4 separate regions of the Mus musculus genome follow, and regions 2, 3 and 4 are each linked to region 1. A link is a loop called in an ENCODE intact Hi-C map of the cell type or tissue named here. Cell type or tissue: gastrocnemius. All regions are shown on one strand. Each heading gives the region's core, and the rest is flanking DNA. Links, peaks and the distances in the headings are about the cores only. Region 1 has its middle 8.2 kb from the start of Milr1. Region 2 overlaps Tex2 (testis expressed gene 2). Region 3 overlaps Pecam1 (platelet/endothelial cell adhesion molecule 1). Region 4 has its middle 35 kb from the start of Tex2.

Region 1 (7,282 bases), core at 1,329-6,328:
ACTGTGCAGACAACAAAGGACCAACATTTTTCAGAGTAGCATATGGGCATATGGTGGGCTCACACAGCCCTTCTGAATATCCGCCAACCCCTCCCTTCCTGCCTGTTCTGCCTGGAAGTGGAAGAGATCCCACCTTCAGTTCTAGGCCACCAGGCTCAGCCTGGCCACATCTATGGAAGGAACACCAAGAGATTGAAATAACCCCCCCCCCCCCCCCCCCCCCCCCCCCGTGCAACCCAGAGGCCAACAGGCAAACTCCACCCAGGACAGCTTCCCCACTGGCCTTACTTAAAAATGAAATCAAATTCCACATGCAAATGATTTAACACTAACTAAATTATGAAACAGCCAGTTCTCGACACTTACGAAGAGATATTTCCGCTGGGCATGGTAGCACTCAGGAGAAAGAGGCAGGTGGATCTCTGTGAGTTTGAGGCCAGCCTGCTCTACAGAGTGAGTTCCAGGACAGCCAGAGCCACACAGAGAAGCACTGTTTCCAAAACAAACAAACAAACAAAACAAAACATCTCCCAAAGCCCCACAAACCAAAGCAAACAAACAAAAACAAAACAAAACAAACTTTGGGAGTGGTGGCAAATGGACAAGAAGGGACTTTTCTGGGGTGACGGAAAGTTTCTGAGACTGAATTGGGGTGACAGTTGCAAACTGCATATATTTACAACATACAGAGTCTTAGAAAATATAATAGAGGATGCTCACCTAAACTTGAATTTCAGGTAACAAGATGTAGTTTTAAGCCACGGCTGTAGATACAGGCATGTGATCCAAGCTACTCAAGTGACTGACACAGGAAAGCCCAAGTCCGGGGCTGATGGGCTACAGAGTCCAAAGCAATCGTAGGTAATATACTGAGACCTTGTTTCAAATCAAAATTGAAATGGGGATTGGGGTGTAGTGGTGCTGGACTTGCCCGGTGTTCTTGAGGCTCTAGGTTCAACCTTCAGTTCTGGAGGGCGGGGGACAGGAAATATGTTTGTAAGGGCACCCCAGAATAGGACAATCAGCTCTGGAGAGCTGGCTGGGTAGTTAAGAGCACTGGCAGCTTTCTATCGGTTCCTAGCACCTACATGCAGCGCCTGCAATTCCAGGCCATCCAACACCCTCTACTGGCCCCCAAGGCACTAGTTTGCATGGGGTGCACTTACAGGCACTCTACATTAAAACAAAGACACAAGCTTTAAAAAGAAAGAAAGGAAGGAAGGAAGGAAGGAAGGAAGGAAGGAAGGAAGGAAGAAAGAAAGAAAGAAAGAAAGAAAGAAAGAAAGAAAGAAAGAAAGAAAGAAAGAAAAGAAAAATACAAGTCAGGTAATGGTGACTCACGCCTTTAACCCCAATATTCAGGAGGCAGAGGCAAGTGGATCTCCTGAGTTTGAGGACAGCTTTGTTAGCATTAGAAGTGGTTTTACAGGGCTGGAGAGATGGCTCAGCAGTTAAGAGCACTGACTGCTCTTCCGAAGGTCCTGAGTTCAAATTCTAGTATCCACATGGTGGCGCACAACGATCTGTACTGAGATCTGATGCCCTCTTCTGGAGTGTCTGAAGACGGCTACAGTGTACTTACAATAAATAAATAAATCTTTTTTTTTTTTTTTTTTGGTTTTTTGAGACAGGGTTTCTCTGTATAGCCCTGGCTGTCCTGGAACTCACTTTGTAGACCAGGCTGGCCTCGAACTCAGAAATCCGCCTGCCTCTGCCTCCCGAGTACTGGGATTAAAGGCATGTGCCACCACGCCCGGCAATAAATAAATCTTAAAAAAGAAAAGAAAAGAAGAAGAAGAAGGAGGAGGAGGAGGAGGAGGAGGAGGAGGAGGAGGAGGAGAAGGAGAAGGAGAAGGAGAAGGAGAAGGAGAAGGAGAAGGAGAAGGAGAAGGAGAAGGAGAAGGAGAAGGAGAAGGAGAAGGAGAAGGAGAAGAAGAAGAAGCGGTTTTACAGTCAGCCTCCGAATCCAGCTATGACTACATCCTTAGGGGACTATGGCCCTTGTGCGGCTGTTGCCATGGCAACCGCCCCATCCTCCTGGCATGTGCCTCATTTGTGTGCGTCATTACATGCCATTTATGTCACAGCCCAAATACAAGACAGAGGCCCTGACCCCTTGCCTTCTTTTCCTCTTTTTTCCCCCTTTCTTCTCTTCCTCATTTCCCCCTCCCCCATCAAAAAAAAGAAAATTTCTTTTTGTGGAACTGTGCTGGCCTGGTGTGATCTGTCCGGAAAAGAGCTGTCTTCTAACAAGTTTGGTCTATAGAGAGAGTTCCAAAACAGCCAAGCTACACAGAGAAACCCTATCTTGAAGAGAAAGAAAGAGAAAGAGAGAGAGAGAGAGAGAGAGAGGGAGAGGGAGAGGGAGAGGGAGAGGGAGAGGGAGAGGGAGAGAGAGAGAGAGAGAGAGAGAGAGAGAAGGGAGGGAAGGAAGGAAGGAAGGAAGGAAGGAAAAGAAAGAGGGAAAAAGGGAGGAAGGGAGGAAGGAGATATAGCTGGGCATGGTGGTGCAGGGCCTAATCCTAGCACTCAGTACGCAGAGGCAAGTGGACCTGTGTGAGTTCAAGGCCAGTGTGGCTTACATAGCAAGCTTCAGGCCTCCAGACCTCCAAAGTCTTTCTATGTAGCTTAGGTTGGTCTTGTATTCTGGATCCTCCAATATCTGTTCCCAAATGCTGGATTCACAGTCATCTACCACTATGCCAGTGACATTTTGGATAAAAATCTTCTAATAATGAGGTTTATGAAATAAAGATCGTAGAGAACTCCAACAAAGAGGTAGCAAAGACCTCCGCTTGCTCCAAATTCTAGATGGCTCAAGAGTAGCTGACAGAGCCTGGCGGGCGTGGTGGTACACGCCTTTAATCCCAGCACTGGGGAGGCAGAGGCAGGTGGATCTCTGAGTTTGAGGCCAGCCTGGTCTACAGAGTGAGTTCCAGGACAGCCAGAGCTGCACAGAGAAACCCTGTCTCGAAAACCAAAAAAAAAAAAAAAAAAAAAAAAAGAGTAGCTGACAGCGTTTCCACCGGAGACAATCAGGAACCTGTCCTATGTGGCAGTCTTCACGTACAGTCCGGGTACTTTTCAGTCCAGGACTAAATGGCTTTAGCTTATCCTTTCCACCCCCCATCCTTCCAAGTGACTCCAGAAAAAAAAAGGAGAGAGAGAGAGAGAGAGAGAGAGAGAGAGAGAGAGAGTCAAAACAAGACAATAAAAGGCAAAGGTTCCTTCCATCCCAGAACTTTAAAAATTACAGAAACTTGACAATGGCGCCATCTAATGGAAATTAGAAAAATTGAACACACAGCTCTCCCTAAATCTGAAAAATTTACAGCTATAATCTGTGGTTTAGCAGGATGTGACAGCATTAACCTGGGTTTCGAGCTTTTTAGGAGGCTGAGGCACAAGAACAACAAAAAAAAAAATTCAAGTCCTGACTTGGATATATTGTGAGTTCAAGACCAGCCTCAGCAATACTAAAGGTTAGGGTGTTTATCTAGTGTGTTATGAGGCACTAGGTTCAATCCCAGGCTCACTCACACACACACACACACACACACACACACACACACACACACACACACACACACACACACACACACATAGAGCCGTGTACATATACACACACCATAGCTTATCTTAAATACTTCTCTCTCTCTCTCTCTCTCTCTCTCTCTCTCTCTCTCTCTCTGACACATTTAGTTCTCTTTTCAGGATTTTGGCTTTCTTGGGGTGAGGCAAGTTGTTGTGATTATTTTACTTTATTTTAGACAGGGTCTCATGAAACTCAGGGTAGTCTCAAAACTTGTTAGACAGCTGAAGCAGATCTTGAACTCCTGACCCTTCTGCCTCTATTTCGTGACAGCTAAGACACAGGGAGGTACCACTCTGGCTATTATTTATTTATTTATTTATTTATTTATTTATTTATTTATTTGAGATATGATCTTGCCTAGCCCAGGCTGGTCATAAACTCCTGATGTAACTGAAGATGTCCTTGACCCCCTTGCCTCTACACTACGACCCTAGTATGCACTGGTGCACATAGCTTTTTACAGTGGTAGATACTAGGCAAGCGCTCTGCCAACTGAGATGCAGCTCTCAGGTCTCTCATCTTCGTAGAGCCTGAGGTTTTGCTATGTAATGTAGGTGTCTCAGTCAGGGTTTGTATTCCTGCACAAAACATCATGACCAAAAAGCAAATTGGGGAGGAAAGGGTTTATTCCGCTTACACTTCCACACTGCTGTTCATCACCAAAGGAAGTCAGAATTGGAACTGAAGCAGGTCAAGAACCAGGAGCTGATGCCGAGGCCATGGAAGGATGTTACTTACTGGCTTGCTTCCCCTGGCTTGCTCAGCTTGCTTTCTTATAGGACCCAAGACTACCAGCCCAGGGATGGCACCACCCACAATGAACCCTCTCCCCTTGATCACTAATTGGGAAAATGCCTTACAGCTGGATCTCATGGAGGCATTTCCTCGAGGGAGGCTCCTTTCTCTGTGCTAACTCCAGCTTGTGTCAATTTGACACAAACCCAGCCAGTGCCGTTGGCATATCTCATACTCACTCTGTAGTCCTGGCTGGCCTCAAATTCACAGTCAAGGTGTTAATAATAGGTGTTTATACCACAACTGGCTCCCCCTTTTTAAAAAGTGATTTTTAAATATCTCATTGAGCACGGGTTTCTTTAAAAAAAGTATGCAAATATTCTAAAATTAGATTGTGGTGTTAATTGTGTGGCTTTAATTAGATAGATTTTATGGGTTTTGTTTATTTTGCTTTTGTTTTTCAAGGCAGAGTTTCACGGTGTAGTCCTGGCTGACCTTGAACTCAGAGACCTGCCTGACCCTGCTTCCCAGGTATTGGGTTTAAAAGTGTGTTTCTCTCTCTCCCTCTCCCTCTCCCTCTCCCTCTCCCTCTCCCTCTCCCTCTCCCTCTCCCTCTCCCTCTCCTTCTCCCTCTCCTTCTCCCTCTCCCACACACACTCTCCAGTGCTTCACATAGCACAGGCTGGCTCATACTCACTGTGTAGCCAAGGATGATTTTGAACCTCTGGTTCCCCTGCCTCCATCTCCTGAGTGCAGAGATTGTAAGCATGTACCCCATGACTGTTTTATGCAGCGTTAGAGATTAAACTTGGAGCTTTAAACCTGCTAAGCAAGCACTTTGCTGATTTGGCTACATCCCCGGTGTCTAGATCTCTAATTTGTTGTTGGATCTGACGCTGTCAGAGGCTACTTGGTTCAGGTTGGGTTGAGGACAGGTGACCTTGTCTTAAGGAACCTGGGAAGTCCACACACATCCCCACCAAAGCCTGCGACCAATGACTAAAGATTGAGGGGTGGGACAGGAATAAAAGCCAGCACTTATGCTGCAGTATAACACAAACTCAGGGCCCCTGACATCAGACAGTGTGGAACTCAGCTGAAATCCCTGTCTTTGCTTAGGTCCTGCCTAAACTTGTATGACTTTCTAGTCTCTGCCTTGGTCACCTCTTCAATAAATCACACTCTGAAGAATACCTGGCAAACTATGCTGCCCAGGAACAGCTGGCTGTGAACTCTGCAGATGTGACATCTCCATCCTCCGATGATATTAGAGATGTGAATCACACATCTCTTAAAGTGTTTTCCTGATAAGCTTTTTTCTTTTTTAAAAAAAGATTTACTTACTTTTATTTTATGTGTAATGGTATTTTGCCTGCATGTGTGTTTAGGTGTCACATGCATGCAGAGCCTATGGAGACCAGAAGAGGGCATGAGAGTCCCTGGATTCGAAGTTATGAATGGTTTCCAGATGTTATGTGAGTGCTAGAAATTGAATCTAGATCCTTTTGAAGAGCACTCAGTGCCTTTATCCATTTAAACACCTTTACATTTAAACATTAAAGACATCTCTTTTTTTCTAATAAAAAAAAAAAAAACCCAGCCGGGCGTGGTGGAGCACGCCTTTAATCCCAGCACTCAGGAGGCAGAGGCAGGTGGATTTCTGAGTTCCAGGCCAGCCTGGTCTACAAAGTGAGTTCCAGGACAGCCAGGGCTATACAGAGAAACCCTGTCTTGAAAAACAAAAACAAAAACAACAACAAAAAAAAACAAAAACAAAAACAAAAAAAAAAAACCCCACAAAAACAAAAAACACAAACAAACAAAAAACCTTAAAGTATTTGATGGGCTGTGTTGGCCTCTGGGGGCCCCAAGAACTACCAGCTTGGAACCCTACCTTACCAATCTCTTCTCAGTCCCAGTCTAGAGCATAGCCAGAACAGGTGAGTTGAGAGCATGGTCCCCTGACCTCCACTGTCTGGCTCTGGGCTCAGAGGAGCCTTGTGGGACCCTAAGAGCATCCTGCTTCCCTGTGAAGGACTGCAGAGACCCCCAGAACTACCAGCTGGGAACATCGCTCCACCAATCCCTTGCCATAGGGTCCACCTGAGGCATAGCCAGCAAAGTCGGGTCCCCTAACCTCATTACCTGTTCCATGGCTCCCCCCACCTTCCAGCCAACACCAGGGAAAACCAGGAGCTTAAAGGATAGCATAAGAACACAATCAATAAACCCAGGGCAATATGGCAGCACCAGAGCCCAGCTATCCTGCTATAGCAAGCCCTGGATACCTAATAAAAATGAAGCATGAGCCGGGCGTGGTGGCGCACGCCTTTGATCCCAGCACTCAGGAGGCAAAGACAGGCGGATTTCTGAGTTCCAGGCCAGCCTGGTCTACAGAATGAGTTCCAGGACAGCCAGGGCTATTCACAGAAACCCTGTCTCGAAAAACCAAAAAAAAAAAAAAAAGAAATCGAGGGAAAACACAATCAAATAAGTGAAGGGTATGAGTGAAACTGTCCAGGACCTGAAGATGGAGATAGAAGCAGCAAAGAAAGCAAACGAGGAAAACCTGGGGAAGAGAACAGGAACTACAGACACAGCATCAGCAACAGAAGACAGGAGATAAAGAGAGAATCTCAGATGCAGAAGATACCATAGAAGAAGTTGATACCTTGGTCAAAGAAAATGCAAAAATTTTAAAGTGTGTGACACAAAACATGCAGGAAATTTGGGACACTATGAAACGACCAAACCTAAGAATAATAGGAAAAGAAGAAGGAGAAGATTCCCAGCTCAAAGGCACAGAAAACATCTTCAATAGGAAAATTTTCAGCTGGGCGTGGTGGTGCACGCCTTTAATCCCAGCACTCGGGAGGCAGAGGAAGGCAGATTTCTGAGTTCAAAGCCAGTCTGGTCTACAAAGTGAGTTCCAGGACAGCCAGGACTATACAG
Region 2 (7,282 bases), core at 736-5,735, 230 kb before region 1:
CCTAAAAAACTCACTAAACACAAGCCAAAATGGAAAACCTCCAATCTACCTACACCAAGATTAAGAATCCAAAGAATCCTTCAAAAGACAGAAAAGAATTCCCAAACACGAAAAGGACCTGGTTCTGTAGAAGATATTATGGCAAAAATGTAAACAAGTCTAGAAAAGAGGAGGGGGTTCCTTTAAAAAAAACAAACAGTGGAGCCAAGTTCATAAATCGTGTGAAGAATAGCTTCCAATGACCAGCCAGGAGGGTACTGGAGACTTCTGGCAGTGGAGAAGACCTCTATAAGAAAATGGTTTAAGGCGGCTAGAGAGATGGCTCAGCAGTTAAGAGCACTGACTGCTCTTCCAGAGGTCTTGAGTTCAGTTCCCAGCACCTACGTGGTGGCTCACAACTATCTGTAACAGGATCTGATGCCCTCCTTCTGGTGTGTCTGTAGACAGCTACAGTGTACCCTTATAAATAAATTAAAAAAAAAAAAAAGCCGGGTGTGGTGGTGCACAACTTTAATCCCAGCACTCAGGAGGCAGAGGCAGGGAGATTTCTGAATTTGAGGCCAGCCTGGTCTACAGAGTGAGTTCCAGGACAGCCAGAGCTATACAGAGAAACGCTGTCTCGAAAAACCAAAAAAAAAAGTGGTTTAAACAGCTTGAAATATCTCATTTTACTTCACTTCTGCTTTTTGTTGTTTTCACTTCTGTTTTTTGTTGTTTTTTTGTTTGTTTGTTTGTTTTATGAGACAGGGTTTCTCTGTGTAGCCCTGGCTGTCCTGGAACTCACTCTGTAGACCAGGCTGGCCTTGAACTCAGAAATCTGCCTGCCTCTGCCTCCGGACTGCTGGGATTAAAGGCGTGAGCCACCACCGCCCCGCCTTACTTCACTTCTGTAGCAGCTGATATCGAGATGCCTGACCTTTCATAATGCAAAGTAAAAGCTTTCCCTACTGCATTCTACAAATTCTGTCCATGCTCCCATTGCCAAGAATGTGTTATCTAAAATTCCTGTTTGGTTTTCAAGGATGGCACTCCATCCTTTCCTTGGCTGTAAGTATGAGTGGAATGTCATGATAGGATGTAGTCACACTGGTGGGCAGACATGGGGATGGTGGGGAGACAGAAATATACATGTGAAATAAACTCAGTATTTAACGTTTTTAAAAAGTCTAGATAAGACACTGAGCGCTATCAAACTACCTAAACCTGTAATCTGTTGCTGACAGTGCTATAGAAACGCAGGAAAATGCCAGACTGCCGTGCTTCTAGTGTGTCTTAGGTTATGTTTTTGAGGAGTGAAGGACAGAAAAAGGGTCTTGAACATGTTAAGCAAGTTTCTTACTCTATTTAAAACTCAGCAGTTAAGAAAAAATGTTGTATCAACTCACTATTTTAGAATAACCTTTTAAACCTAGTATAGTAAGGTATTTAGCAGTGTCTATTTCTGGAGTATATAAATGTGGACTTTTAAAAAAAATTTATCTTATGTATGTGAGTACACTGTAGCTGTCTTCAGATACACAAAAGGGCAGCATCAGATCCCATTAGAGATGGTTGTGAGTCACCATGTGGTTGCTAGGACTTGAACTCAGGATCTCTGGACGAGCAGTCAGGATCCCTGGGGGGTGCTGTATCTTCAGCACCACCCAATGGTACTTCCACCCAGAGCCTCCTCCTTAGAGAGCCTCCTATCACAACACCAAGACCTCACCCAGGAGCGTCTCCTCCCTGCCTGGACCTGCTAAAAGTATGACTGTCATCTGTCAAGCAGGAAGGCCTTGAAAGACGGAACCAGTGCTGTGGCTCCAACCCAGGCTGGGCAGAGACGGGGCTAACTACAAAGGGCGATTGGTATTAATGGTGGATGAGTCAGCTTAAGAGAGAGGAGGACCAAGGACAGAAACAGCCTCTCCCACAAACCTCACACTCACCTTAACTCTTCCTAACATATGAAGATCACCCTTAAAAATGTACAAGAGAGCTGGGTGGTGGTGGCACACGCCTTTAATCCCAGCACTTGGGAGACAGAGACAGGCGGATTTCTGAGTTCGAGGCCAGCCTGGTCTACAAAGTGAGTTCCAGGACAGCCAGGGCTACACAGAGAAACCCTGTCTCAAAAAAACCAAAAAAACAAACAAACAAAAAGTACAAGAGACAGTCATGGACAAAAACACAATGATTAATGATTGACAGGAGTCTACTAAAAACAGTGGGCAAATGCTCTTGTCCAGGGTTAAGTAGACTGGGACTTTATAGTCACGTGGTAAAGGGATCACTTAGGGAATATACGCACCATATCCGGTCAGTCGGTGGTGGGGGGATGTTGACCGCCAAGGTCCCTCGACACTCTTGCACTTCCACAGTTAGCAGCAGTGGTGTATTAGAGACTTCTTCGATCTTCTTTTTAATGAATTCTGTCTCTGTTGCTTTTTGGAAATATTTTGATTTGGTGATCTTATCAACAAACCTCATAATCTTGCTTGTTCGATGACCTCCAACGTACCTTCAAATACAGAATGCAGAGCCGTGTTAGTGTGGGTGTTGGGGGAGTAGGGTTCCCAGGGATCAAAGTCAGGCTGTCAGGCTTGGCAGCAAATGTTGGTCAAGCCATCTCGCTGGCCCTGAATACCATCCACTGGCATGAACCTTGTGACTCCACATAGCTTTCCCACTGCGACACGACACACACAGCGGTCAGGGCACTCTGTTTGAGGAGGACTGTCCTTGGCTTCCAAGGATTAGATGGCAAGAGTGTTCTCCCTTTTGAGATAATCAAACATGTGCCCACCCCCCCCATCCTTCAACCCCCCCCCCCTCCGTGGGGGCTGAATCCCTTTTGGTTGAGAACTACTTTAGAGAACACACCGGTCAGACAGAACATTCTGACCGGACAGCGGATACCCAGACATCCGGACAGAGTCATCTCACCCAGGAGAAGGCTCCTTTGTGCCACTCTGAGCCTCAGCACGAGTCCTCGTCCTACTGGGAAAGCTCTGTTTCTAGAAAGCACCCAGAGCTAACGCTGTACCCGACAGACAGCAAAGCAACAGTTCAATGCACTATCACACCAACGCCTGGAGCCTCTCAAAGGCCTTGGAACCTTTATAGGTTTAGAACTTAGGGGAAAAGCGACATCAAGTGGATATGCTAGCAAGCCAAGGACAGTAGCACGTGCCTCTGGTCCTGCTCACTATCACAGACACAGGAAGCATGGCAGCTGGCTTCTTCACATCCTCTGAGTTTCAGACATCATGGATAGAGTATCCACAGAAATACATGTGTGTGTGCTGAATCCTGGGGTTGAACCCAGAGCCGTGCACATGCTGGATGAGCATGCTACAACCAACAGCATCTCTAACCCTAAACCATAGTTCTAAGAGGTACCAACTGGGCTGGGCACACATCTGTGCTCTCTTCTCACCTTCTGTACAATTTCGAAGAGAGCAGACTGCTATTCACTTATAAGTTTCTGAATTACCTGGTGCTGTAAACCTTAGGTTTCTTTATTTCCTTTTAAATAATGTAGAGGTCTTTACAGAAAGGCATGAGATATACTCTGACCATTACATTGCCAAAGGAACAGACCCAGAGAGCCCCCAGAGGAAGTTCACGATCCAGAAGAGCAGCTAGGTCATCCACAGTCTCAAAAGTCACAAAAGAAATAACCCAAGCATCTGAGCTCCATAGAGAGCAACAGCGAGCAGATGAGGCTGTGATGTGCAGGGTTCCTTTCTCTCTGGACCACCAGGGGGAGGTGGTATGCAGTCTGCACTCTCTGAAGACCTGGCAGCACTTCTGGAGACAAGCCTTTCCTTCAAAGCCTCTTATATTTACTCACACTGCAAGGCAAAGCCAAAGTCTTCCCTTTAGGGTGTTTTACTCAGTGTGCAGGAAGAAGCTGAGAGGGGAAGGGAAAGACAGGCTGACTCCTGGCTGCTCCCTTGACCACCAGAGCCTCCAGAAGCCCCATCCACTCACCCTTCAGCCCCGGGGAGCGGCTGTTTGTCTCCAGCAGTGGGTTCTGGTGGGTCATCTTCCTCAGAGGAGCCAGCACTGGAGGATTCTTCATCACTGTCAGCCAGACAGTATGCCCTGGGCCTGCAACTGCATAGAAAGGAAGTCACCGGCAGTGCACGAATGTGCAAATGCGCTCGCACACACACAGAGGGTCAAGAAGAAACCTCTGTCATATGTTGTCAATGTCACTAAGAGAATCCAAGAGTTCTTGGATTGGCTGCTTACACAGTAAATTCTAGCACCAAGTCCCCTGACAGGATTGCAGAGGACTTGAGCTCAGAACAGTTTGCTTTTGAGCATGCACCAGAGAGACAGGTGGTAGAGTGGGATGGAGTCACATAAAATGTAGGAGCCAGGTCGCGGTGGTGGTGGTGGGGTAAATGGAAGAATGGACAGTTAGCGGCAGTTATGATGGCAGCTTAATGCTGGTGATGTGACAGCCTTACTAAGGATGAGGGGTGCAGGCAAGTCTCTTGTCTATGGCTTAATCGCCCCTCAGATTAGTTTTGACTGAACTGGTAAGATTAGATACATTACACCATGTCTGCTCCATCTCCTGGGGATGGGGTCACAGAGAAAGCCCAAAGCCACAAGATGCCAAGTCTCAAGGGACTCAAAAAAAAAAAAAAAACAAAAAAAAAAAAACACCTGACATAGATCTTAGGTACTTTTAGAGGCCAGGCTTTCTAGCCCCTTTATAGATCACTGCTCTTCATTAAACTCTTTAGGGTTCCAGAGGGTCCCCAGCAGAGCTGTGGGATCAAGGTTTCCTTCTGAGGTGCGAGGTGCACCGGAGGCTTCCTGACCTAGCAAAGGTGTCTGCCTGCTTACGAGATTACTACCCGGGCCCCATCTCTATAGCTCAGGGACTTAGCTAGGCATGCCAGGGACAAAGGACAGAGCTGCCTCTGAACACTATTGAGCAACAAAATGATCACTAAACACAGCCTTGTACTGCTGACCAGGGCAAAGTACTCAGAAAAGACCGTGCAGCTTAGGCCCAGCCTCCCTGTTGCCACTGCCCTCAGGTTCTCAACACCTCCTTAAGCCACTAGAAATCCACTGGGGTAACTGTCTCCTGATTAATGGGGGTCAAGGGCAGAGCACACAGCCGATGCATGAGAGGGCCAGGCTGAGCCTCTCACCCTGAAACCAGAGCAGGCTGTAAGAAGATCCCACTGATGTCCTCCCAGGCAGGACACAGAAATCCGGCTCACCCCGACTCTGAAATGGAGCCAGAGCTGCACCCACATGCTGGACTTCAATGTTGAAGGGGATGTCCCTTTGAGAAGCCCCTCCTCATCTGAAATATCTGCTTCCTGTTCCCCCAACAGGCCAGGTTAGTTTAGAATGCTTCTGTGATGTGCCCTTTATGTTCAGAACTGCCTAGGAGAGCCTGTGGGAAGGCCACCCTCACAGATCTCTTGGGTTTCAAATCTATACAGAAAATTCAATTCTCAAAAAAACTCTGAACTGGGTTTTTAAGATAAGGAGAATCAGAAATGTAAACTGTCAGAGATTACACAACCGACCCATATCTGCACCAAACAGCTGTGTTGCCAGCCTTCAAGCCTCATGCGGCCAGGTGTGGAAGCTGGCTTAACACACAGCCTAGCACGGGGCAGGCCCTCATCCATACACAGCACAAAGCGTCTGAGATCACAGTGAGATCTGCTGAGCCGTGGACCCTCATGTCCCCACCAGTGAGCTGAGCTCTGCACTGAGCTCTGAGGGCCCGGAATGAATGAATCCTCTGCAGGACAGAGGCCAAGCTGCACTCCGCAGCCTCAAGAGAGTGATTCGGATACTGTTGCCTAGGCTACCAGATGATGTGGAGTCCGATCTTGACTAAATGCATTTCTATCATCCAAAATAGGAGTCGTGTTTCGTGGAACCTAGGACCACTGTGTGACTAATGTTTGGCTCAGACACAGTTTTTACAACTAAATGTGCATGTTATGCCCTCGACCTTATGACGTCAACAAGAACTTTAGGGACACAGTATACGTGCTCAGAACAAATGTGTAGGAGGTGAGTACTGGCTCTAAACACAACTCAGTGTTCTATCCTCTCAGAGAGCCACTAAACAGGCTCATTCCAGTTACGCGGCCTCTGGTAAAAACCACTTGAGAAATGTGCCTAGAGTCAGACACAAGAGAAAGTAAATTATTTTATCATGGTCTGTCTTGGGCTTTTTAAAAATTTCTTTCTTGAGATGAGGTCTCACTTTGTAGTCCAGGCTGGCCTGGAACTCACTATGTAGCCTATGCTGGCTTCAGACTCCGGCTAAGTCTCATCCTCAGGGTCTCAAGAGTTGGGATTGCCAGCATGAACTACCATGCCTGGCTCAAATGTTTTATTTCTTGTTCAAATAATCATTATCACTTCTGGCAACTTCCAGCAGTCAGTCAGCCTATCTGTGTGTCTGGCTCTCTCTTTTTGCCTGGACACAGGTCTGTGTTATATGCATGTGCAGTGCCTACTGAGGCCAGAAGACAACAGAGGGCCTTGGAACTGGAGTTACAAATGGTTGTGAGCTTCTGTGTGGGTGCTGGGATTTGAACTCTAGTCCTTTGGAAGAATGGTTGAGCTAGCTCTCCAGCCCCATTCCAGCAGTTTCTTAGACTACCAGTAAAGCAGGCTGACTGCTATCGCTTTGGAGTAGTTAAAAGAATGACACAGATGCCAGAGGCTACTGTAAAAAGCCTTTCAGTGAGGAGTAAATAAACATACTCAACAGCCCTGGGTGGGGCCCTCACTCGCCGCAGAAGGCATTCACTTTCTTTTACTAAAAAGAAACCAGAGTCGGGTGAGGTGGCGCACGTCTTTAATCACAGCACTCCGGAGGCAGAGGCAGGCGGATTTCTGAGTTCGAGGCCAGCCTGGTCTACAAAGTGAGCTCCAGGACAGCCAGGGCTATACAGAGAAACCCTGTCTCGAAACAACAACAACAAAAAAACCAAACAAAAACAAAAAAAGAAACCAGCCTCATGTATTCTTAGCTGCATATGCATTTAGACACACACAACCAGGACAAGACCTAGTCATGGTATACATGGTATACTTGGCTCCTGGGAAGATCAGAAGCCTAGGTAAGGGGGAGAAAACTACACACTGGCCCAAGCTGCACTGAGTACATTGCAGAACCACCCCACTATCCATTTAAAGGATCGGTCATGTAGGATGCATTCCTTCTGACTTATTTAAAGGCCTTTTGATGTGTTTATAAAAAGATAGAGAAGTATAAGATATGTTCTATGGGAGTGTG
Region 3 (7,282 bases), core at 768-5,767, 63 kb before region 1:
AGGCAGATTTCTGAGTTCCAGGCCAGCCTGGTCTACAGAGTGAATTCCAGGACAGCCAGGGCTATACAGAGAAACCCTGTCTCCAAAACAAAACAAAACTGAATATAGTGTATGGAAAAAAAAATCTAGTATCAATACAAACAACAGTTCTTCACCATATTCATGGAGGCTGAATGTGGACATGGCTGGTCTAGCTAGCCAGCTTGCCCTGGGAAGCCCCTGTCTGTTTTTTGAGGAATACTGGAATTACAGGAGGGCCATCACACTCACTCAGTATTTATGTGGGTTCTTGAGACCCACACTCCAGTCCTTACACTGACAAGATAAGGCCTCCCTATCTATCCACTGAACTCCTCCAGAGTCCCTAAGAATTTTTTTTTAAAGAAGGAGCTCAGAACCAGCCATTGCCCAGCCTGAAGCCTCCAGAAATGTTCCCTTATGTTCCCTTATCCGTTTAGAATAGGACTGAAATCCTTGGGGCCCCATGTGCTCCAGCATCACCCTGTCCTCCTAACTCCATCCTTTCTGTCTCTGCAGACACATGAGCCTCCTTTCTGATGCTTTTGAGACAGGGTCTCATGTATCTCAGGATGGCCTTGAACTCTTGGTCCTCCTGTGTCACACAGCCATGCTTTGGGATTGAGTGTGGGTACGCACCACACACCCAGCAACCCTTTCAGACCAAACTAAATGAGCTAGCTAGCTGTGACCTGCCAAAACTACCCTTTCCATTCCCTGTGTCTTTCTAACCAGCCCCACCCTTAATCAACTGTCTTCCTTGCAGCTGCCTTGCTTACAACCTTCAGCCCCTGCTTAATTAACGGCTCTCAAGGAGGCCCTCTTGCATGGCTCAGCGAAGGTGAGAGAAAGCATCCCCTTACTGCAGCCCACTCTACCCATCCACAGCACTTAAAATCACCTGATACCATCTATTCTTTAGTTTTCCCAGCTCCCACTTAGACTACACGCACACCAGGGAGGGAACACCCTTGCCTTTGTGTCTCACACAGTGGCTGGCATCTTTATGTCACTGTCACTATCAGCTACCAAAATGAGTCAAACACTTCACTCCAAAATAAAAAAAAAAAAAAAAAAGACAAGAGCATCAGGCCTTCCACGTGCCCCACCCCTCAGGTCCAGTCAGGACACCACCCATGCCCATACAGCAAAGCACATTAAAGTCTCCAGTCCACACCTCTGGAGGCAGCTCTGACCGGAGATCACAGGGATGTGTCAGTGGTGTTGCACAGGACATGTCTACTGATTGGAAAGTTTCACATCTATAACTGCTGACAGGGCACTTGGAACCACGCTCGGTAAGTAAGAGATGGAAGAGAAACTCCAGAACTGGTCCTAAATCATCGAGCAAGAGGTGGCTTCAGGACACCATCACCAAGTGGCTCCAGCTAATGATTGGCAGGCCCAGCCTGGAAAACTGCCCAGGGTTGCTTGGCTGAGAACCCAGCACAACGCAAAGGCAGACAGATGGCAGCAGTCCTAGGGAGCTTCCCAAGGGCCGGAAGGCTTGGGATGGCTGCTTCCTTTGAAGCACACAGCAGCCCAAGGGTGGGCCAAGATGGAGAAGGGTTGGGAGATGGGTATTGTTTCTGGTGCTCAGAACGGCTGAGATCTGCTGTAACCCACCTACTGTGCGTCTGTCTCCCAGCACTGAATCAGATATGGACTTATGGGCAGCTTGCCCTTGAGTGAACCACACACACCTAACAAAAAAAGCTAAGGCACAGATCTCATGTCACACGGAAAGGACTCTATTTCCCCAAACGTCCCCCTAAGGAGGAAAGGCCTCTGTGATGGGTAATCTCCAATTTGACTGGATTTAGAATTGCACGCGTGGTGCCCCCCCCCTCTCTCTGTGTATGGTCTAAATTGGGCTAATGGAGGTGAAAAGAGCCATCCTAAATGTGGTTGACACTTGTCATGGGCTGTGGTCCCAAGTTGCATAAAGAGGACAGATGTAGCTGAGACCCAGAATTCATTGCTTTCCCTGGACACAGTATCTAAAAACCTGTCTGAGTTATCATACTTTCTGTGCTGTGAAGAACTGTATTGCTTCCAATAGCAAAGCAAACAAACCTCTCCTCCCTTAAATTGGTCTTGTCAGGCATTTAGTCACAGCAACAAAGTAACATATACATCGTCCACACCCTCATCATCACCATCACCACCACTACCACCACTACCACCACTACCACCATCATCACCATCTGTTGTGTGTGGTAGCGGTGGTAGGGGCTCTGTGCAAATGTGAGTGCCATGTCTGCAGATACCAGAAGAGGACGCTGGATTCCCCTGGAGCTGGAGTTACAGGTGGTCGTGAGCCACCCGATACAGATGCTGGGAACCAAACTCAGTTTCTCTGGGAGAACAAACAGTCTGTGCTCTTAGCCATGGAGCCATCTCTCCAGCCCCATATTCTCCATTTTATGCATGCATTTGATTGACACACGTTTGGTCCACACAGACAACTTTTCTAGGTGCATCTGAGCAGGGGCTGGCCTCTGAAAGAAAGCCTGAACACTTGGCGGGGGATAGGAAACTATAGTCTCCCATAGACTCTTCCAGAGAAGAGTGCTCAGCTCTTAGTCCCTGCCTGGCCCGCAGTGAGTAAGCAGAGTACAATCACAGTTTTATAGCTCCAGACTTAGGCACACCTAGTAGGTCTACAGAAGACCATGTCCATTCCAAGAGACAATTCTGACTGTACACAGCATCTCATGTGGTATCTACATCTAAGCCCAGAGCCTAATGTGGGCTCGGCTCACTTGGCGAGGGCTGCTTACCTTGGTGAGGCTCAAGGGAGGACACTTCCACTTCTGTGTATTCTACATCCATGTTCTGGGGGTCTGTTAAAAGAATCACAGCGCTGTGAGTTTAGATAGCACCTCCTCTGGAGGCATCAAACCACACTAGAAACCTTTATTCCGGTCAGCCCTACATTGGTTCGGGCAGCAGACACTGTACATAGCCTCTCTGACTTGTAGAGTGTGGGAGGATTTTCAATAGGTGTGGACAGCAGCCCAAGATGGGCTCCAGCAGTCAAGGCCTGTCCAGTCTCAAGGCCATGGAAATGGATTTGAATGCTGTAGGACCAAGCTTACCAGTCTCTAAGTGTTTAAAGAAAATGAGGCATTCTGGGTAACAAAATCTCCAGGCTCTGGGGAGGCACCCAGGAAATTATTTTTGCTTTCAACTCTGGCTATTGCTGCTGCTGTTCGTTGTGTCTAGTACCCCAGGAGACCAGGAGAGGGTGTCAGATCCTCAGGGACTAGCCTTACAGGTGATTGTGAGCCATTCACTGTACGGGAACGGAAGCTGGGTTCTCTGACAGAGCAGCCAGTGTTTAACAGCGAGCTATCTCTCCAGCCCTTATTACTGTTTCTTCAGACAGGGCCACATGAATTCCAGGGCAGCCCGGACTTGCTACACAGTCAAGGCTAGCCTTGAATACCTTGTCTTCCTGCCTCAGCCTCCTGAGTGCTGTGATTACAGATGTGACTACGTAAAACCTGCGCTGTTTTAAGACCCACAGAATTAGAGGTTTTTTTTTGGTTGTTGTTTTGTTTTGTTCTGCTGGCAGCTAAAACAGATGGTGTAGCCAAAGAGACTTCACGGAGCAGGTTGGGAGTTTCAGTTCTCAAGAGAGCGGCACAGAATAGAAAATATCTTGAAGAGGCGATTTAAGCCAACAAGCCTTAGGCAGAAGTAAACTGTCTATTGTTAGTTGTCTTTAAAAAATTTCTTTAAACTCTCCACCTCAGCCACCCAAGAGAAACACCTTCCTACAGCACTTGGAGAGCCAGAAAGGTTTTTTGTTTCTTTCTTTGTTTTTTGTTTTGTTTTTGTTGTTGTTGTTGTTGTTGTTGTTTTTAGGTATGACAGCTTGCTTCTACTTAGGTTAGGAGGCATCACCATTCAGAACACTGGCTAACATCTTTGGAGAAAAAAACCCGGCCACCTACACTTTACCATTAGGCTCATATAGACAGAGCCTCTAAGACGGGTGGAAATTATCCAGACAGCTCAGAGTTTACGTTTCCTTTTCTCTGTGATTATTTATTTATTTGTTTATTTTTAAAGACAGAGTCTTACTAATTACTGTGTAGCTCTAGAACTCTCTATGTCCGCCAGGCTGGCTTTGATTCCAGAGACCCGCCTGCCTCTCTCCTCGGAGTGCTGGGATTAAAGCACACAGCACACAGCTAGCTGCCCGTGATTTTTTTTTTTTTAATGTAAAAGTTTCTACTACAATTTTTAAATAATTACCTTTATTTTGATTTATGGGTTTTACTGCATCATTTCCAGAAACATCATCATAACCTGGTTGAAAAATTAACAGTCAGGATGAGTGACAATAGATATCAGTTTCCTGTAACCGTAACTGTGTGTGTGTGTGTGTGTGTGTGTGTGTGTGTGTGTGTGTGTGTGTTCGTTCTCACTCATGTATGTGTGTGTGCCCTTACCCATTGATGTGAGTGTGAGTGCATGTGTGTGAGTGTGTGCTCTCCCCCATGCATATGTGTGTGTGCACAAGTGTGCGTGTGCTCGTGTGACATCACATGATAGAGGAAGCTCTATCACTCTCCCTCCGCCTTATTTTTTGAGGCAGCGTCTCTGTGAACCTGGAGCTTGCTGATTCAGCAGGACTAGCTCATGATGGAGCCCATGGGGTGTGGTCACTTCCATCCACCTCCCCTGTACTGGGGTTACAGGTGCTTGCTGTCACATGTGGCTTATATATAGGTGCTAGGGAACCAAACCCAAGGCCTCACATCCACACAGCAACAGCAAACACTTCACCATCTCCCCAGTACTTCTAAAACCTCCAGTACTGCTAAGAAAGTCAAGTCTGACCTCTCCAGGTGACAAGCACCTTCGCCTCTGGCCCTGGGTCTCCTCCTTTGTCTCTGCGGTGTGAGCTTTTCCTGCATGCAGTGGGCCCTCCCTCCACTGCCTGGATAGAAAGTATGGCTGCAGAGGGGCACTTTCGTTTGAGAGTTATTTGGAATTCAGAATGGTTTGATGTAAGAACTAATTAAAAATGAAGCTCCTTTCTAGAAAGGGCCAGTGACTAAAAATAAATATGAAAGCTGATGGTTAGCTAACATTGTCTGGTTAGGGAAGTAAGTTGATGAGAATACGACTTAAAGAAATAACAGTGTCTCTGGATTATCACACCAGTGCACATACACAAAATGAAGTGTGAGGCTTGCTTGGTGGTAATGCCCTTGCCCAGAATGTGTGAAGGCTTTGGCTCAATCCCAAGCACTATAAAGCAAGCAAACAAACAAACAAACATCTTAGCATGTTGTTTTCCTTAGGATATTCTTATATATAAGGTATTATACTATTCTTCAGGAACACATGGTTTTCCAAAGTGTGTTTGTGCTAATCAGTGCTATTATTCAAATTACTTGTTTGTTTTTATTGCTTGTTTTGAGACAAGGTTTTGATATGGAGCCCCAACTGGGCTTGGAACTCACTATGTAGACCAAGATGGACTCCAATATGTCCATCTGCATCTGCTCCTTCCTCCCTACAGAGTGCTGAGATGTTCAGAGTGAGCCACCACACCTGCCTCTGAGTGACTTTCTCACAGACCCAAGGGTCCTGAGACTCACTGGGCAGCCTCTCTCCTCTGAGGCCTGCACCAGAGTGACTTCTCAAGCCAGGCAGTGGTGGCACACGCCTTTAATCCCAGCACTTGGGAGGCAGAGGGAGGCGGATCTCTGTGAGTTCGAGGTCAGCCTGGTCTACCGAGTGAGTTCCAGGACAGCCAGGGCTACACAGAAAAACACTGTCTCAAAAAAAAAAAAAAAAAAAAAAAATCTGGTTTCTGTCTCCCATGTACTGCCTAATTATTTCAGTCTATGGAGGCAACAAGCAGTAGGGTCAGTCTCCATTTTTCATCCCAAAGAAATGAAGCAGAGATGGGGAAAGCAGAAAAGGTCCTGCCTTTCCTTTCTGTTTGCTGTGTATCACTAATCTTCTCATGGTTTGTTATATACGGTAACGGTACCACTGCCTGAAGCTGGGGTTTCCCTTCTACTCCAATCCTACCTTATACATTGAGTTGGGAAAAACTTTTGTAATTAAAGGAAGACTTGGATTTACCGTAATGGCTGTTGGCTTCCACACTAGGCTCAGAAATCTTCTCGCTGTTGGAGTTCAGAAGTGGAGCAGCTGGCCTTCACATGTAAATGAAGAAGAAAAGAGAAAATTATGTATTGATATTCTTCCCCCAAACCAACAAAACCATCAAAGAAAGACCACGAGAAAGCAAGAAGAAATATGACAATTGTACACTTGTAATCACAGCTCTGGGGAGGTTGAGGCAGGAGAATGGCTGTGACTCTGAGACTAGCCAGGGCTACACAGCAAGACACAAAAAGCTAGTCGTGGTACCACATGCCCTTGGGTAATCCAGCCCTTGGGAGGTAAAGGCAAGAGGATCATGAATTTAAGGCTAGCCTTGGCAAAAGGATGCAAAGACTTTTTTTTTTTTTAAATTTTAGAGGTGTGTGCGTGTGTGCGCACGCATGCACATTTATAGTGCATGGTACCAGCAGAGATTGAGCCATCTCTCCAGCTTGGTAAAAAACATTTCTTTTAAAAAGGTCAACTCTATTATTCTAAGTATGTAATGAGTTGGCAATCTTCCACTGAGACAGACAGACAGAAACACACACACCCATTATACCCAAGGCCCTTATTCTTTATTAGTTTGCTAAGAATCTCTGATAACTTCCTAGCAACCAGTCTGGGCTTGCAGACAAATCCAGCCCTGCCCACAAAGAAGCCACCCCCCTCTTAACAGGGACACCGACCTGGACATCTCCACGGGTTTCTGTTTGGCTTTAAAAAAGAAAGAAAAACTTAGGTCAGTGTAAGTATACAGGACAGTGACCATCTTTCCATTGATTCTCCTAAAGCCCGGATACTCAATAAAGGAGAAAAGAGAAACTGGGGGTGTAGCTCAGCACAATTTTTCCTACCTTGGAAAAGACAAAAGACCCCAACCCATCTGCTCCTCCCGGCTCAGACAGCAGCACCATTTTACTTAAGCCTAGGCTAGACCCTATTCCCACAAGTGTGTATGGTACATGATACAAGATCATGACACAACTAGAAGAATATCTGGGAGGCACACAGTGTGTGCATTTGTGCATGTGCCACACACAGAATGTGCATGCCTGTATGTGCCCTATACCACCACACTTGGGGACACACACTAAGAAATAGCTTCTTGTGACTAGATCAGGTA
Region 4 (7,282 bases), core at 1,541-6,540, 95 kb before region 1:
CAGCTACAGTGTACTTACATATAATAAATAAATAAACCTTTAAAAATAATAAAAATAGGGGCTGGCGAGATGGCTCAGTGGTTAAGAGCGCCAACTGCTCTTCCGAAGGTCCCGAGTTCAAATCCCAGCAACCACATGGTAGCTGACAACCATCTGTAACGAAATCTGATGTCCTCTTCTGGAGTACAGCTTACATATAATAAATAAATAAATCTTAAAAATAATAATAATAAAAATAAAAAGGAGCTCTTATTAAAGTAGGTTTTGAAAAATCTAAGCGAACCAGGTGTGTTGGCCGCATGCCTTTAATCCCAGCACTCAGGAGGCAGAGGCATGCGGATTTTTTGAGTTCGAGACCAGCCTGGTCTACAAAGTGAGTTCAAGGACAGCCAGGGCTATACAGAGAAACCCTGTCTCAAAAAACCAAAAAGTGTTTCTTTGGGGGCTGGAGAGATGGATCAGTGGACCTGAGTTCAGTTCCCAGCAACCACATGGTGGCTCACACCATCTATAATAGGATCCCATGCCCTCTTCTGGTGCGTCTGAAGACAACTACAGTGTATTCATATAAATAAAATAAATCTTTAAAGAAAAAAAAAGAGAAGAAAAATCTAAGCCTACACTTATACCTATGAACATATGTGTCTATGTGTATGTACATATGGACAGATATATACTGAATATAGATATATACATATATACATTCAGTGGATGGTGCAGAGCCCCAAAAGCCACACTTTGTTTTTTTCATTCTGGCAATTTATACCTTCTTAGACAAAAGTTTTTTTTATAAAATTACCTAACAGATAAAATGCTACACAAAAGGGGAATTACAGAAGAATGTTGATAATAAGTTCAAAGCAATGTTTCTTTTTTTAAAAAAGATTTTATGTATACACTGTAGCTGAGGTTGTGAGCCTTCATGTGGTTGTTGGGAATTGAATTTTTAGGACCTCTACTTGCTTCAGTCAACCTCACTGGTTGGCCCTGCAAAGCAATGTTTCATTCTATAAGCTCATTATAAGTTCAAAGCAACAGTTTCACATAGCCTCACTTTATCATGGTGCACATCTGTGGCTTCATCCTTGGACCTGACCTAGAATGAATGTTTTTCCTTGATCACAATTCTGTCCCAAGCCTGTTTCTCTTCTCAGTGTGAGTCATGACAGCTCATTGTGTTCCTTATTATGCAGCCTTTACTTACTGTTCTATGAAGAGTGGACACATTCTATTCTTTTTTTTTTTTTTTTTTTTTTTTTTTTTGACAGGGTTTCTCTGTATAGCCCTGGCTATCCTGGAACTCACTCTATAAACCATGCTGGCCTTGAACTCAGAAATCTGCCTGCCTCTGCATCCCAAGTACTGGGATTAAAGGTGTGTGTCACCACTGCCCAGCCACATTCTATTCTTGATTGTAATTCTATTCCATCTTTCTGACAAAACGACTAAAATCATCTCCTTAAACTTTCTTCCTAAAATTATTTGAATTCTATGAAGTCATTAATTCATCTAAACAGCATCAATTCATGAAAGTCCATCTTCATGTTGATCTGCAGGAAATTTGCCCAATAAGGTTAACTGATGCCCAGGAACCATTGGGCTAAGTAATAGTGGCAGGAAAGGCACATCAGCAGTGAGAAGTGATCCTGGGACGAAGTCTCTGGCGCTGAGCCGTCTCCCCATTGAAACCATGCAAACCAGTGGGCCATCTCCAGGAAACTCACTGGCTTGCCATAGCCTTTCCTAGATGGCTTCTGTCAGAACTTGATTTCACCTTTTGAGCAGAATGGAGATACAAAATGGCTACAGTTATGTTAAAAGGAGCAGGCCTCCACAAGAATAAGAGAAATTAGGAAGTCTGAACTTCAGGGAGCTCCATTTCTTTACAGACACTTGTATGTGAGGGGGAGCAGTCAAGAAACTGCTGGCAGGAACCAGGCCGTGGTGGCGCACGCCTTTAATTCCAGCACCTGGGAGGCAGAGGCAGGCGGATTTCTGAGTTCGAGGCCAGCCTGGTCTACAGAGTGAGTTCCAGGACAGCCAGGGCTACACAGAGAAACCCTGTCTCGAAAAACTAAAAGAAACTGCTGGCAGGTCAGCTCCATTATTGGGGAAATGGAAACACCTAAAGGCACCTGGAAGAGTCTAGAGAGTTTGAGCTACGACAGCTGAGGTGAACCAGCCAATCAGATATCAGAACAAGAAAGGGTACGCTTGTTCAGCAGTAAGTCTAAAAGGCCGAAAACGTTCTAGGCCTAGATTAGATTCTATGGAGGCTAGCAGCTTCCAGGACTAGGCCTGGGTTAGCAGACTGAGGCGGTAAGCCTCTGAAGACTGTGCCCTTCCCCCATCCTTGAGCAGCTTACTTTACAACATAATCCAGCTGAAACAAAGGATGGGTCTGTGGGTTTTTCCCTATATAAACACAGAGCTGAATATTGAACTTTGAGTCTTGATCGGAAGACCTTTGTCTTGGCTTCATCCTTCTCTTGCCTGCCTGTCCTTTTTCATTTCCAGCCCCCCTTTCCGGTACCCAGTTCTCCGTGGCTGCTGGACAGCTACATGAGACAATCATTACTACAGAAGAATAAAAAATATGGTTATACAGGCCCTCCCACATGCTAGGCTCTACCTATAGCCTCAGCCCCACTCTTCCACTCCCGCCCTCGCCCCTGGTTTTTCAAAGCAGGGTTTCTCTGTGTAATCCTCACTCCGTAAACTAGGTTGGCCTGGAACTCAGAGATGAACTTGCCTTTGTCTCCCGAGTGCTGGGATTAAAGGTGTACACCACCACTCTGACTCAGCCTTCTCTTTTCTCTTTATTCTGAGGAAGGAGCGCACTCACTAAATGGTTCAAGTTGTCCTGGAACTCAAGGTCCTCACGTCTAAGCCTCCTGAGTACTAGTAAAGGCCTGTGCCACCAAAGCTGGCCTCCTCCTCCTCCTCCTCCTCCTCCTCCTCCTCCTCCTCCTCCTTCTCTTCCTCCTCTTCTTCCTCCTCCTCCTTCTCCTCTTCCTCTTCTTCCTTCTCCTCCTCCTCCTTTTCCTTCTTCTTCTCCTCCTCTTCTTCCTTCTCTTCCTCCTCCTCTTCCTTCTTCTTCTCCTCCTCTTCTTCCTCTTCCTCTTCTTCCTCTTCCCCCTCCTCTTCTTCCTCATCCTCTTCCTTCTCCTCCTCTTTCTCCTCCTCCCTTTCCTCCTCCTCTTCCTCTCCCCCTCCTCTTCCTCCTCCTCCTCCTTCTTTTTGACTTTGTCTCCCTTAGTATCAAGTATTTGATTTTGGATTCAATTCTTCTGCCTCTTACACATGGGTCCTGGGAACTGAACTCAGACTGCTGGTTCATGAAGCTTGTCAGGGTGTTTGCCAGATTTGCCTTCTTACCCACATTTTTGTTTTTAAGTCTGGGATCCAATTTAGGGTTTTGTGGTGCAGATACGCATGTAGTCTCAATAGTTTCAGTTATCTATCTATCTATCTACCTATCTATCTATTTATATACTGGTAACACAGGCCAACCTCAAACTCATCATCCCCCTGTCCCAGACCCCCTGGTGCTGAAATTCTAAGTGCCAACACTCAACATTCTTGGCTTTCTTCAGTCTCTTTTGACATAGAACACTTCCTTGGTCTGCCCGGTCTTCTCTGTCACGGGCATCAATTATGTCACATTGTTGTGAAGAGATCCCTGACAAATGCCCCTCATGGATGGGGTGGCTTTTGTTCATAGCTTAAGGGTATCAACTTTCACACCAAGGAAGGTACCGTGGCTGGAACATGAGGCAACTGGTCCTGTCTTGCCTGAAGTCAAGCAGGAGGAGATCAACACTGTGGGCTCCATCTTTTAAAAAAAAACGTCCAAGACAATTGTGCTAAAACTGTAATTACTTTTAATATGATAGTCCAATTCTTGAGGATTAAGACCTAGGAAGGTAATAAATGTTATTAACACACTCGGCCACCAGGTGGCGATCTCTGCCGCCCATGAGCCGCAAAAGCTGTTGAAAACCTGTGGGGATCCGAAACCGCTTGAAATATGCTAGAAGGCTCTGTGGATTTGTAAAGACACGCGGCGTCTTTTCCAGCAGGGCTTCTAGTGAGTCACCCAGGTTTGGCTTTGGGAGACACAGGTCACAAGGTGTTTGGTAGATACAGGGTGTGCCCCGAGATTCGTCATTTCTAACCTACCCTTCGGGTGACAGGAGTGTGAAGAAGGCTTTTGGAGAAGACATTTCAAGAAGGCATTTGAAGAAATGGATCTGTGTACAATAAGGCAACCTCACTGTTTATCTGGTTCAGCAATAAAGGTGGTCTCATCTTTGCTGTCCTGCTCGCTCTGTCCCTTTAGTCTCCCTGTTCCTGTACCAAGGGACGTTTGTCATTAGCTGGGTCTTCTGCAAGAACAGTAGTATTGAGCCCTCGGGCAGAGACCAATCCCTCCAGTCCCAGACTTCCCTCCTGTCTTTCCACTCACATTGCAGCCTCGACTGCGCTGTATCTTGCAACAATCCTGCTTCAACCTCCGCAGTGCTGGGGTTATAGGCGTGTTCCACCTCTCCCTGCTTCAAAACTCAGCTTAAGGAGGCTCCCAGTTAATTCTTACCGAATGAGAGATGCTCCGTAGTTCCCTACACACACTTCCCAGATCAAGCCTTTCCCCCATAGCCTGGGCCATCTTCTCCCATATCATATCATCTACTTATTGTATCCCAGATAGAGTTTGCTGTCTACTCAGCAAATTCACCTTTCCTATTTTTGGCACCAGGAAATTGTTCTTCACTGAAGAGCAGAGAGAACAGTTGTCTGTTAAAAAGACATTAAAAAATGTCTTCTTCGCCGGGCAGTGGTGGCACATTCCTTTAATCCCAGCACTTGGGAGGCAGAGGCAGGTGGATTTCTGGGTTTGAGGCCAGCCTGGTCTACAGAGTGAGTTCCAGGACAGCCAGAGCTATACAGAGAAACCCTGCCTTGAAAACCAAAAAAAAAAAAAAAAAAAAAGTCTTCTTCATTCCTTAGTTGTTGTTATTATGTTATTATTTATTTTTTAAAGATTTATTTATTTATTTATTTATTTATTTATTTAATGTATATGAGTACTCTGTAGCTGTACAGATGGTTGTGAGCCACCATGTGGTTGCTGGGATTTGAACTCAGGACCTTCGGAAGAGCAGATAGTACTCTTAACTGCTGAGCCATCTTTCCAGTCCTATTGCTGTTATTTTTACTACTGTATTTTAGAAGTCTCCCTGTGTAGCCCTTGGCTGCCTTCTATGTACTGGGATGACCGGTATATGTCACCAAGGCCAGCTCCTGGTGGCTTTTTGATAAGTAAAAATCATGATGGTTATGTTTTAAAGTGGCCTCTACCACTCTGTTTTTCCTTGTCCCAACTGCAGCCTGCCCCCTCTCCCCCCAACCCTCACCCCGCCCCATGTTCTTTTTTTTTTTTTTTTTTTTTAATCTGGCATTGACTCTAGCAGTTTGGTAATCTCCGGGCTGTAAGGAGCCTGGTGCTGGCGTTTACCTGGTATTCAGTGGCCTCAGCCTTTGCTAAGGTAGATTTGGTTTGAGTGATTCAAGTCCTTGTGTGTTAGATGCGAGGTGATAAGGTGATGACAAGGTAGGGCCTAGTGGGAGCTGTTTGGATCCTAGTGGGTACTGAGTTAAGGCAGTTCTCATGGGCCCCTAAGTTAGTTCTGAAGAGAATGTTGTGGGCTGGTGAGATGTCTCGGCTGCGATGAACACTTGCTGCTATTTCTGGGGAACCGAGTTCAGTTCCCAGCACCCACACTGAGCAATACACAATTGGCTTTAACTCCGTTTCCAAGTGATCTGATGCCTTCCGCTGGCCTCCAAGGGCATTCATACAACACGTGGCATAAACTGAGACACGTGAAAGCACTTAAATAAAGACGATAAAAGTTTTAGAAGACCAAGTTGAAGGTTAGTGAGACGGCTCAGTAGGTAAAGATGCTTGCCTGGCAACCTGAGTTCATTCCCTGGGACCCAGGTCAAAGGGGCAAAAGAGAACCAGTGTCCAAGGTTGTTCTCTGACCTCCAGATGTGCACGAACACATGTGTGCACCCTCATTCTCAACCTATATCTCACACACACACACAGTACACACACACACAGAATATAACTTAAAAATAATAAAATAAAAAGAACTTGCCCTTTGGTCAATTTCTAAAAGTAACCTCACCAAGAACCCTCCTGCAAAATAAACTTGTCTTGGTACAGGACACACTTTTTGTTGTTGTTTGTTTTGGTTTTGAATTGGGGCTCTCATTTAGCCCAGGCTGGCCAAGTAGCCAAGGCTGACCTTGGATTTCTGACCTCTGGCCTCTACTTTCCCCAGTACTAGAATTACATACAGGCTTCTGGCACCACACAGGGTATCTTAGTTTCATTCCTGTTGCTCTGAGAAAGCACTCTGACAGAGGGCTCAGCGGTTAAGAGCACTTTTTCTCAGCAGAGGACCCAGGTTCAATTCTAAGCATACACACATGGCATCTCACAACTCCAGTTTGAGGAGATCCGATGCCCTCTTCTGACCTGCTTGGGAACCAGGCACACATGGTACACACATACACAGGCAGTCTAAACACTATATATATATATATATATATATATATATATATATATATATATATATATATATATTTTTTTTTTTTTTTTGTTTTTTCAAGACAGGGTTTCTCTGTATAGCCCTGGCTATCCTGGAACTCACTTTGTAGACCAGGCTGGCCTCGAACTCAGAAATCCGCCTGCCTGACATTAAAGGTGTGCGCCACCATGCCCGACATAAATATTTTTTAAAATTTAAAAATACCTGACAAAAAGCAGCACTGGGGATAGAGATTTATCTCAACTCACAGCTGTAGGCTGTAGTAGCTTATAGTTGGCTCACAGCTGGGGAATAGAGCAGTGTAGTGGTAAATCTGCCCAATCTAGACCTGCAGCTTATAAATATTACAACTGAGTTGTGAGCTCTTTGCACAGGTTTATTGGGGTTGGAGATTTACTGCAATAGCTAGTCCCATCCATCCATGGGTCAAGAGCAGAGAAAATGAATGCAGGCCAGGCTGGCAGTCACCCGGCTTTCTCTAGGCGTCTACCGTCCAGAGGTGCAAACTCAGGGATGGTGCAGCCCACTTTTAGGCTTGGTCTTTCCACATGGTGAAGGCCATCAAGATACCCCCCCCCCTCCCACAGACATGAAACCCTCACACCTCCATTTTTCTTTTTTCTTTTGGTTTGTTTTTTGTTTTGGGCATGAATCCCAGT

The links. Hi-C counts contacts between places; a loop is a spot of excess contacts. Peaks named below come from ENCODE experiments on the same cell type or tissue, not always from the same donor. Only the 100,000 strongest peaks of a DNase experiment are listed, where the experiment ranks them.
Region 2: a loop joins it to region 1, with 2.3 times the contacts of the local background. A loop is called at or near these places in 16 of 42 quality-filtered maps.
Region 3: it touches region 1 in a loop (4-fold over the local background); 17 of 42 quality-filtered maps call a loop at or near these places.
Region 4: a loop joins it to region 1, with 9 times the contacts of the local background. A loop is called at or near these places in 40 of 42 quality-filtered maps.

The regions. Positions count from the first base shown.
Region 1 is chr11:106,739,397-106,746,678 of GRCm38, forward strand. No RefSeq gene overlaps it. Among named protein-coding and RNA genes, the nearest start is that of Milr1, 8.2 kb to the right of the region's middle. In gastrocnemius, for the core only: CTCF peaks have their summits at 3,281 (motif pointing left) and 5,754 (motif pointing right); a DNase peak (open chromatin) is centred at 2,024.
Region 2 is chr11:106,509,612-106,516,893 of GRCm38, forward strand. Tex2 (testis expressed gene 2) reads right to left here. Exons shown (of 12, transcript NM_198292.3): 9 at 3,976-4,101; 10 at 2,291-2,500. It also overlaps the pseudogene Gm17925. Among named protein-coding and RNA genes, the nearest start is that of Gm22711, 12 kb to the left of the region's middle. In gastrocnemius, for the core only: a CTCF peak has its summit at 3,748 (motif pointing right); a DNase peak (open chromatin) is centred at 3,756; H3K27ac peaks cover 1,267 bases.
Region 3 is chr11:106,676,748-106,684,029 of GRCm38, forward strand. It overlaps Pecam1 (platelet/endothelial cell adhesion molecule 1), which reads right to left. Exons shown (of 16, transcript NM_001305157.1): 10 at 6,846-6,873; 11 at 6,133-6,206; 12 at 4,285-4,338; 13 at 2,802-2,864. Among named protein-coding and RNA genes, the nearest start is that of Pecam1, 35 kb to the right of the region's middle. In gastrocnemius, for the core only: CTCF peaks have their summits at 1,471 and 3,257 (motif pointing right); a DNase peak (open chromatin) is centred at 1,448; H3K4me3 peaks cover 800 bases; H3K27ac peaks cover 3,359 bases.
Region 4 is chr11:106,644,519-106,651,800 of GRCm38, forward strand. No RefSeq gene overlaps it. Among named protein-coding and RNA genes, the nearest start is that of Tex2, 35 kb to the left of the region's middle. In gastrocnemius, for the core only: a CTCF peak has its summit at 3,967 (motif pointing right); a DNase peak (open chromatin) is centred at 3,979; H3K4me3 peaks cover 320 bases; H3K27ac peaks cover 905 bases.